Regions from separate parts of the Homo sapiens genome. Here region 2 is linked to region 1. Evidence: read pairs that join two places in POLR2A ChIA-PET (ENCODE). Cell type or tissue: Panc1. All regions are shown on one strand.

Region 1 (5,000 bases):
TGCTTTCATATACATTTTAGGATTGTTTTTTTCTATTTCTGTGAAGAATTTCATTGTTTTTTGATAGGGATTGCATTGAATCTATAGATTGCTTTGGGTGGTATGGACAATTTAACAACATTGATTCTTCCAATCTACGAACGTGGAATATCTTTCCATTTTTTGGTGTCCTCTTCAATTTCGTGCATCAGTGTTTTATAGTTTTCATTGTAGAGATCTTTCACTTCTTTGGTTAATTCCTAGGTATTATATTTTATTTGTAGTTATTGCAAATGGGATTACTTTCTTGATTTCTTTTTCAGATTGTTTGCTGTTGGCATATAGAAATGCTACTACCGATTTTTGTATGTTGATTTTGTATGCTGCAGCTTTGCTGAATTTGTTAATCAGTTCTAACATTTTTTTTTTGGTGGAGTCTTTAGGATTTTTTTCAGACATAAGATCATATCATCTGCAAACAAGGATAATTTGACTTCTTCCATTCCAATTTGGATGCTCTTTATTTCTTTCTCTTGTGTGATTGCTCTAGCTAGGACTTCTAGTACTACGCTGAATAAGTGTTGAAAGTGGGCATCCTTGTCGTGTTCCAGATCTTTGAGGAAAGGCTTTTAAGTTTTTCCCCATTCAATATGACACCAGCCGTGGGTCTGTTGTATATATATATATGACTTTTATTATGTTGAGGTATGTTCCTTCTATGCCCAGATTTTTGAGTGTGTTTTGTTGTTGTTGTTGTTGTTGTTGTTATGGAGGGATGTTGAATTTTATTAAATGATTTTTCAACATCAGTTGAGATAATTATATGATTTTTGTCCTTCATTCTGTTGATATGACCACACCGATTGACTTGCATATATTCAAACATCTCTGCATCCTTGGGATAAATCTCACTTGGTCATGATGAATGATCTTTTTTAATGTGTTGTTGAATTCGATTTGCTGGTATTTTGTTGAGGATTTTTGCATCAATGTTCATCACAGATATTGGCCTGTAGTTTTCTTCCTTTTTTTTTTTTTTGGTTTGCTTGTCATGTTTTTGTCTGGTCATGGTATCAGGGTAATATTGGCCTCATAGAATGAGTGTGGAAGTATTCCCTTCTCTTATATTTTTTGGAATAGTTTGAGTAGGATTGGTATTAGTTCTTCTTTAAATGTTTGGTAAAATATAAGAGTGAAGCCATCGAGTTCCAGGCTTTTCTTTGCTGGAAAACTTTTCATGATGGTTTCTATCTCTTGTGTTGGTCTGTTCAGGTTTTGGATTTCTTCATGGTTCAATCTTAGTAGGTTGTATGTGTCTAGGAGTTGATCCATTTCTTCTAGGTTTTCCAATTTATTGGCATATAGTTGCTCATAGTAATCTTTCATGATCCTTTGAATTTCTGCAGTATCAGTTGTCTACTTTTTCATCTCTGACTTTATTTATTTGGGTCTTCTCTCTTTTCTTCTTAGTCAGTTGGGCTAAAGATTTGTCAGTTTTTTTTTTTTTTAACCAATGTTTCATTTCATTGATCTTTTGCATTTTTTTTGGTTTCAATTTTATTTGTTTCTGCTCTGATCTTTATTATTTCATTTTTCTATTACTTTTGAGTTAAGTTTGCTCTTTTTTTGCCCTAGTTCTTTAAGATGCATTGTTAGGTTGTTTATTTGAAGTTTTTCTTCTCTTTTTCATGTAGGCACTTACAGCTATAAAATGTCCTCTTATTACTACTGCTTTTGCCATATCCAGTAGGTTTTGGTATGTTGTGTTTCCATTGTCATTTCTTTATTTCCTTCTTAATTTCTTCATTGACCCATTGGTCATTCAGAAGCATATTGATTAATTTCCATGTGTTTGTATAGTTTCCAAAATTTCTCTTGTTATTGATTTCTAGTTTTATTTCATTGTAGTCAGAGAAGATAGTTGGTGTTATTTCAATTTTTTTTAATTTTTAAAGACTTGTTTGTGACCTAACGTATGGTCTACCTTTGGGAATGATTCATGTGCTGAGGAAAAGAATGTATATTCTGCAGCCGTTGGATGAAATATTCTATAAATATCTATTGGGTCCATTTGATCTATAGTACAGATTAAGTCTGACGTTTCTTTGTTGGTTTTTCTGTCTGGATGATATGTCCAATGCTGAAAGTGGAGTGTTGAAGTTTCCAGCTATTATTGTACTGGGATGTATCTCTCTTTTCAGCTCTAATAATATTTGCTATATATATATATATATATATATATATATTTACATATATATATTTATATATATATTTCTGCTTCAGGTTTGGGGTGCATATATATTTACAATTGTAATATCCTCTTGCTGAATAATATATTGACCTTTTTGTCTCTTCTTATAGTTTTTGTTTTGAAATCTATTTTGTCTGATACAAGTGTAGCTACTCCTGCTCTTTTTTGGTTTCTATGGGCACAAATTATCTTTTCCATCCCTTTATTTTCAGTCTATGTGTATCCTTATAGGTGAAGTGTGTTTTTTGTAGGTAAGAGATCATTGGGTCATGTGTTTTGTTTTGTTTTAGCCATTTAGCCACTCTATGTCTTTTGATTGGAGAATTTACTCCATTTACATTCAATGTTATCATTGATACATTATAATATTTTATTTGTGTATGTGTGTTTATGTGTGTGTGTGTGTGTGTTTCTGGTTTTGTGGTCTTCTCTTCCTCCTTTTTTTTTTTTTTTTTTTTTTGAGATAGAGTCTTACTCTGGCGCCCAGGCTAGAGTGCAGTGGCGTGATCTCGGCTCACTGCAACCTCCACCTCCTGGGTTCAAGTGATTTTCCCGCCTCAGACTCCCAAGTAGCTGGGATTACAGGCATGTGCCACCACACCTGGCTAAGTTTTGTATTTTCAGAGTAGAGACGGGCGTTTCACCATGTTGGCCAGGCTGGTCTAAACTCCTGACCTCAAGTGATCCACCTTGGCTTCCCAAAGTGCTGGGATCATAGGCATGACCCACTGTACCCAGCCCTCTCCTGCCTCTTTTCTTCCTTCCTGTCATGCTCTAGTGAAGATAATTTTTCTCTGGTTGTATAATTTAACTTCTTGCTTTTTATTTTTAATGTATCCATTGCATGTTTTTTGATTTGAGGTTACCATGAAGCTTGCAAATACTATCTTATGAACTATTATTTTATGCAAACACCGTTTGCATAAACAAACAAGCAAAAAGAAAACTGATAAAAACTCTACACCTTAACTTTGTCCCCCCACTTTTTAACTTTTTGTTGTTTCTATTTATATCTTATTGTACTACCTGTGTCTTGAAAAGTTGTTGTAATTATTCTTATTCTTATTCTGATTTTGAGACAGTCTCACTCCATTGCCCAGGCTGGAGTGCACTGGCACAATCTACTCACTGCAGCCTCAACCTCTCAGGCCCCAGTGATCCTTCCATCTCAGCTTCCCAAGTAGCTAGGACCACAGCTGCCCACGACCCTCCTAGTTATTATTATTATTATTGCTTGTAGAGATTGGGCCTCCCTGTGTTGCTCAGGGTGGTCTCGGACTCCTGGGTTCAAGATCCTCATGACTTGGACTCCCAAAGTGCTGGGATTACAGGCATAAGCCACTGCATGTAGCCTTGTAGTTATTATTTTTGTTAGGTTCATTGTTTAGTCTTTCTACTTAAAAGTAGTTTACACATTACAGCTATAGTGTTATAGTACTCCATGTTTTCCTGTGTAGTTACTACTAGCAGTGAATATTGCACCTTCAAAGGATTTATTATTGCTCCTTAACATCCTTTTCTTTCTGATTAATGTACTCCCTTTAGCATTTCTTGTAGGACAGAGCTGGTGTCAATGAAATCCCTCAGCATTTGTTTGTCTGGGAAAGTCTTTATTTCTCCTTTATGTTTGAAGGATGTTTTTGCAGGATATACTACTCCAGGGGTAAAAGACTTTTTTCTTTCAGTACTTTAAATATGTCATGCCACTCTCTCCTGGTCTGTAAGGTTTTTATTGAAAAGTCTGCTGTCCGACATATCAGAGCTCTGTTGTATGTTACTTGTTTCTTTTGTGCTTTCAGGATCCTTTCTTTATCCTTGATGTGTGGGAGTTTATTACATGCCTTGAAGTAGTTGTCTTTGGGTTAAATCTGCTGGGTGTTCTATAACCTTCTTGTAGTTGAGTATTGATATCTTTCTCTAGGTTTGGGAAGCTCTCTTTTATTATCCATTTCAATACATTTTGTGGTTTTTAACTTACTTTTAAGTTCAGGGATACACGTGCAGGTTTTTTACATAGGTAAACTTGTGTCATGGGGGTTTGTTGTACAGATTATTTCATCAGCCAGGTATTTGGCATAGTGCCCATAAGTTATTTTTCTTGATCCTCTCCCTCCTCCTACCCTCTTGTAGGCCCCAGTGTGTGTTGTTCCCCTCTATGTGCCCATGTGTTCTCATCATGTAGCTCTCACTTATAAGTGAGAGCATGTGGTATTTGGTTTTCTGTTTCTGCATTAGTCTGCTAAGGATAATGACCTCCAGCTCCATCCATGTCCCCACAACACGATATCATTCTTTTTTATGGCTGGATGGTATTCCATGGTGTATATGCACCAATTTTCTTTATCCAGTCTATCATCGATGAGCATTTAAGTTGATTCCATGTCTTGCTATTGTGAATAGTGCTGCATGAATAAATTTTCTACCCCTATCTCTTTCTCTACCTCTTCTTTAAGGCTAAAACTCTTAGATTTGCCCTTTTGAGGCTATTTCCTAGATCTTGTAAGCATGCTTCAATCTTTTTTATTCTTTTTTCTTTTGTCTTCTATGACTGTGTATTTTCAAATAGCCTGTCTTCAAGCTCACTAATTCTTCTGCTTGTTCAATTCTGCTGTTAGTGTACTCTGATGCATTCTCCAGTGTGTCAACTACATTTTTGAAATCCAGAATATCTGCTTGATTCTTTTTAATTATTTCAGTCTCTTTATTACATTTATATGGTAAATTCCTTCTCTATGTTATCTCAGATTTTGTTGAGCTTCCTCAAAACAGC
Region 2 (5,000 bases), 66 kb after region 1:
TTGCTTATGCACTGACTTTGAAAAAAGTTCTCAGGTATCTATTATTTTTAAGAAATGGCAGTATTGATTGAATAGGTGTTTATTTAGTTATTCCTAGTGAGTACTCTGAAAAAAACCCAAAACCAACCCACATTTGTTTGAATATACAATCCTAGAAAATTTGCTTTAAAATATTAGGGACACTATTTTGCATTTGCATCTCATATTTTTAGAACTGGCACCCTTTAAATTGCCCTGTTATGCAAGTGAGATTAAATAAAATGCTTAGTTAAAAAGTCATAGCATGGTTGGTAATTTCTGCCTATTTGCTTTTAGGGATTACATGTAAATCCTCCATTTATTGCTGTTAACACTTGGCTGAGAAAAGTAAATTTATCCCTAGAGGGGTTTAAAGGCTTCGTTTTGTAACTCCCATGTAAAAAGGGTTAGAGTAAATCTATTGTGTAATTTTACATGGCATTTATATTGAGAAATGGATTTGGCAAGGCAACAGTTAGGTCTTACTTCAGCCTTCATTGGTCTTGAAATAGATTCATAGTAACAGTAAATATTTTTCATAATATTTGAACTTTTGAAGTTGCATTTTGCCTGATTTACAATTTGTGTCAAAAATTTTAATCAGTTCAGTAATGGCACGGCTAAGCTTGCAGTACTAGTTTCCTGTATCCTTTTAAAGCCTAAAATGCGGCCGGGCGCGGTGGCTCACGCCTGTAATCCCAGCACTTTGGGAGGCCAAGGTGGGCGGATCACCTGACGTCAGGAGTTCAAGACCAGCCTGGCCAACATGGTGAAACTCCGTTTCTACTAAAAAATACAAAAATTAGTTGGGCGTGGTGGCGCATGCCTGTAATCCCAGCTACTCGGGAGGCTGAGGCATGAGAATCGCTTGAACCCAGGAGGCGGAGGTTGCAGCGAGCCAAGATTGCTCCACTGTACTCCAGCCCGGGCAACAGAACGAGGCTCTGTCTCAAAAAAAAAAAATAAAAAGCCTAAAATGCCAGGGAAAGACCTTCCTATCTGTGACACAAGTAGGCTGGAAGGGTGATTCTGAAAATAGTGGTAGGTTGCTCAAAAGAAACCCAAAGTGAAATAGGCAGTTGGATAAACAGATTCCAGGAGCTTGCCAAACATTTTACCAAGCATTTTATATCACATGCAGTCTTGGCAAGACCTGGTCTCTATGAGTTTGCTATTATCAGTGATACTAATTCCTAAAAAATGGTGACCTCCTTAGAATTGTCATATGTTACCTGTTTTTCCAATAACATAAGTCACTTTTTTTTTTCTCCTGCCTGAGATATTTTTGTTTTATTAGCAGGACTTGAAGTTTTTCGTTAAGTATAGAATAGCTTCCATTTTTCTTCATGTATGTTTCACTGAAGCAGTACATCAATTTGTAGTTGGCATACCACTTAATCTAAAATTGTTACCTTGTTCTCTTTGGTCCAAAGATACTCTAATGAAATATTGGAGTGGGTATAGAGCAGAGTTAAACTTGGAGACAGATTTTGTTTTAAATATTTGTTGTGGTGAAAAAAAAAATAGAGGGCATAGGGATGCTATTTAGAGCATTGGAAAATTTCATTAGACCATGAAAATATGTGAAATGTTACAGAAAGTATTATCTTATAAAAGTGAAATATGATTTTGATTGGAGTTTTAGGTTTAAAATAACCATAATGCTGTATGTTGGGTAAGATGAAACAATATTCATTCATTCAGCAAGGATTTGTGGAGTGCTTTCCTGTGGCAGGTGTTCTTCAAGATACAGTGGGCAGGATGACTCATGATGGTAATTCTAGGACTTTGAGAGGCTGAGGTGGGAGGATTCCTTGAGCCCAGGAGTTTGAGGCCAGACTGGGCAATATAGTGAGACCTTGTCTTTACAAAATAAAAATTATAAAATTAGCCAGGTGTGGTGGCATGCACCTGTAGTCCCAACTACTTGGGAGTCTGAGGCGAGAGGATTGCTTGAGCCCAGGAGGTTGAGGCTGCAGTGGGCCATGGTCACACCACTCCACTTACAGCCCGACCTTGTCTCAAACAAAAAACAGAAAAACCACAGTGGTGAATAGAATAGAATAGATGAGGCCCATCCCATGCCTTCCTGGAGCTTATAGTCTAATGACGGAGAAAGGCAATAAACAAGGAAAAAATGAATAGATGATGGAATTTTAGTAGTAAATAAAGGCCATGAAGAAAACCAAAGGCTGGGTGAGGTGGTAGATGGTGATGCTGTTGGGAAGCTGTTTTGGAGAGTGTCACTACACCACTGCTTCTCCTCATTGACAAGGGAGCCTGCCTAGTCCCTTTCCAATTCTCCGTTTGAAGAGGAGGTTAAAGGAGTGGACCTCTTTGGGAAGTGCAACTCAAGAGAGTGGCAGGCTTTATATTTCCTCTGTCCTTTTTTGCAGCATCTGGAGGAGCAGAGGATGGGGGGTTAGAGAGTGGTTAAAGGGCACTGTCTGTTTATCACTATGGTGACCTACATGTATTTCTTTGTGCTGACCATGCTGTTTTGGGTGACACTTCTTTATATTCAATGCTCTTCTTCTGGAATCAAATTCCTTACCTGCTGCTTCTGTCCACTTGGGGGATTTTTTTTTTTTCTCACTCATCCTTTAAAATCATGGCCAAGCATTGTCTTCCTTTCTTAGAACCTTCCTTGATGACTCTGTCCGATGCAGAGTTGACTACTCTCTCTTTTTAGAGGGGTTAGTGTTACTCCTCTTTAGTATTTCTATTATCACTGTTGTATCATACTGCAATTTTTTGTTTTCATGCCTATCTCTGTTTTATGTCCCTAATGATAAGAAATTTAACTTTACTTTCTCGGTATTCGTAGATCCAACCTTAGGTACCTAATAAATTTCTGCTGAATGAATGAGTGAACGAAAGATAAACTTGCAAATATATATTTCTATATTGGATCTTTCTGCCAGGTGTCAAACCCATGGACAGTGAATATTGTCTAAGACAATAGAATATTGACTAAGAGCTTTGGGTTAAGAGCTGTGTTTGAATCTTCGTCCTACATACAGACGGCTTTGAATTTTGGAGAGATTAAATGAAATAATGTATATAAGATTAGCAAACATAGCAAACACCATGAGTAAATGCTAATTGTTATATATGTCCAACTGCCTACTAGACAATTCCCTTTGGATATCTTGTAGGAGTCTGAAATTTATACTATTAAACCAAAGTTACCATTTTCCTAAAATTGAATTATTTTCTTTTGGTTAGCAAAACTAGTTTATCCACTCACTGAAACTGATAGAATTTCCAAGTCAAAGAATATAGAGTTTTAAATGGCTTTAAATGACCAGCTTTTCAAATTATTGTGTAGAAGTGTAGCCCAGTAGAGCGTAAGAGTGACCATTTTCCCACACCTCCCGCCAACAGGAGATATTAAGAGCTTTTGAATATACACTGCACAGGCAAACAATGGGTTTGATCTGTTGACCATTTGTATTCTTTTATGAGTTGCCTATTATGTTTATATGCCTGTTATGAGGTGTTTTCATATTTATTTGTGAGGGTACACATACTTGTGATATTGAAGTACCACACTGTGTTGTAATCATTGGCTTAAACCTCTCTTCTAACAGAGTGCAAGCTCTTTAAAGGCTCATTCACACTGCTTTCCCAGCACCTCACCTAATTTCTTGTTCTTCGCACATCACTTAATGCATGTTTGTTGAATTGAAACTTCAGTGTACAGGAGATTGAATCCCGGAGGATTTAGATTTGTAGTATTTGAATTATTATTGTTCTATTGGGGATTTTTATTGGGGGAGCCAGGCTTCTGTTACATCAGACATTCACAGGTCATTGAATTTCAGTAGCAGTTCTCATGAATACAAGAATAGGTTGAACAACACCAGGTTATGTTGTAATTTAGTAGTTGCTGTTCATCTAGTGTTATCTGCAGTTGTCTGGGCATTATGGCCTACCTGCTTAGCATCATAACTTAGTAAACTTATATGTATGAAAATGGAATAGTTACCCTCTGAGTATCTAGTAACAAATCTTTGAATTGAATGTCACATGTAAGGTTGTTTATGCTAAGTCTTGTTGAGAAGATAGGAATCGATAGTCTTTTCTGTTTGCCATAATGACATTGAACTTTGAAGAGAGAATTTCTACTGTGTTACACTCCACCATCAAAAATGCATAACTGCGTCAGTCAACCCTGAAAAAGTTTATACGGACAACTTTTGGGATATTAGCAATCAGTGACTAACGGTAGTAGAGAAAAGAAAAAACTGTAAAAAGAATCACATTACCCTAATTTATTGCTTTTCGGGGGTTAGGGAGAGAATTGCTGAAGGATGGGGGAGAGCTAGGGCTTAGATGATATACACTCTTTCTTGTATATATTTTCTTTCACAGCTACATTGCTCCGTTTCTGTGACTCAGCTCATGTTATAATATGATTGATAGCCTTTGTTTGGGGCTTCTGTTTAAAACAACATGGACCTGGCTTTTTCCCCCCTTCTTTTTAATTTGGAATTTTTTTAACAGCACATTTGCTCAGATGATTTAAACCAGGGATTGTCAAGGCAGACTACTGTCCAAGGGCTAAATCAACTCTTCACCTGTTTTATGAATACAGTTTTACTGGAACACAGCTATGTTCATTCATTTATATATCATCTGTAGCAGCTTTGGGGCTATATGGACAGAGTTGAGTGGTTGCCGTAGAGACTGTGTGGCTTACAAAGCCTAAAATAATTAATGCCTGGCTCTTGACAGAAAAAGTTTGCCAATCTCTGATTTAGACTTAGTAAAATTAAAAAGTAGAACAAAAAGTTATGAACTCCAGTTAAGTGAGTTTGCATAGATAAAAAGAGTACTGTAATGTTTCTAAAGTTTGTATTTAAAAGGTTACTTTGTTTTATCTTGAGATTATGTTGAATTGTTCCTTTTCTTGGGGCCCCTTCAGCAGCAGCCTGAGTGATAGTGACACCTTGGCCAGCCAATCTCCAAGCTACGTG

The links. ChIA-PET counts read pairs that join two places held together with the same protein. Peaks named below come from ENCODE experiments on the same cell type or tissue, not always from the same donor. Only the 100,000 strongest peaks of a DNase experiment are listed, where the experiment ranks them.
Region 2: POLR2A ChIA-PET joins it to region 1 with 8 read pairs; 5 of 35 experiments call an interaction of 5 or more read pairs at or near these places.

Annotation. Positions count from the first base shown.
Region 1 is chr2:36,638,372-36,643,371 of GRCh38, reverse strand. No RefSeq gene overlaps it. Among named protein-coding and RNA genes, the nearest start is that of FEZ2, 43 kb to the right of the region's middle. In Panc1, no CTCF peak of the experiment used is centred here; no DNase peak of the experiment used is centred here.
Region 2 is chr2:36,572,257-36,577,256 of GRCh38, reverse strand. The region is part of intron 5 of FEZ2 (fasciculation and elongation protein zeta 2); the gene reads left to right. Among named protein-coding and RNA genes, the nearest start is that of FEZ2, 23 kb to the left of the region's middle. In Panc1, no CTCF peak of the experiment used is centred here; no DNase peak of the experiment used is centred here; H3K27ac peaks cover 3,562 bases.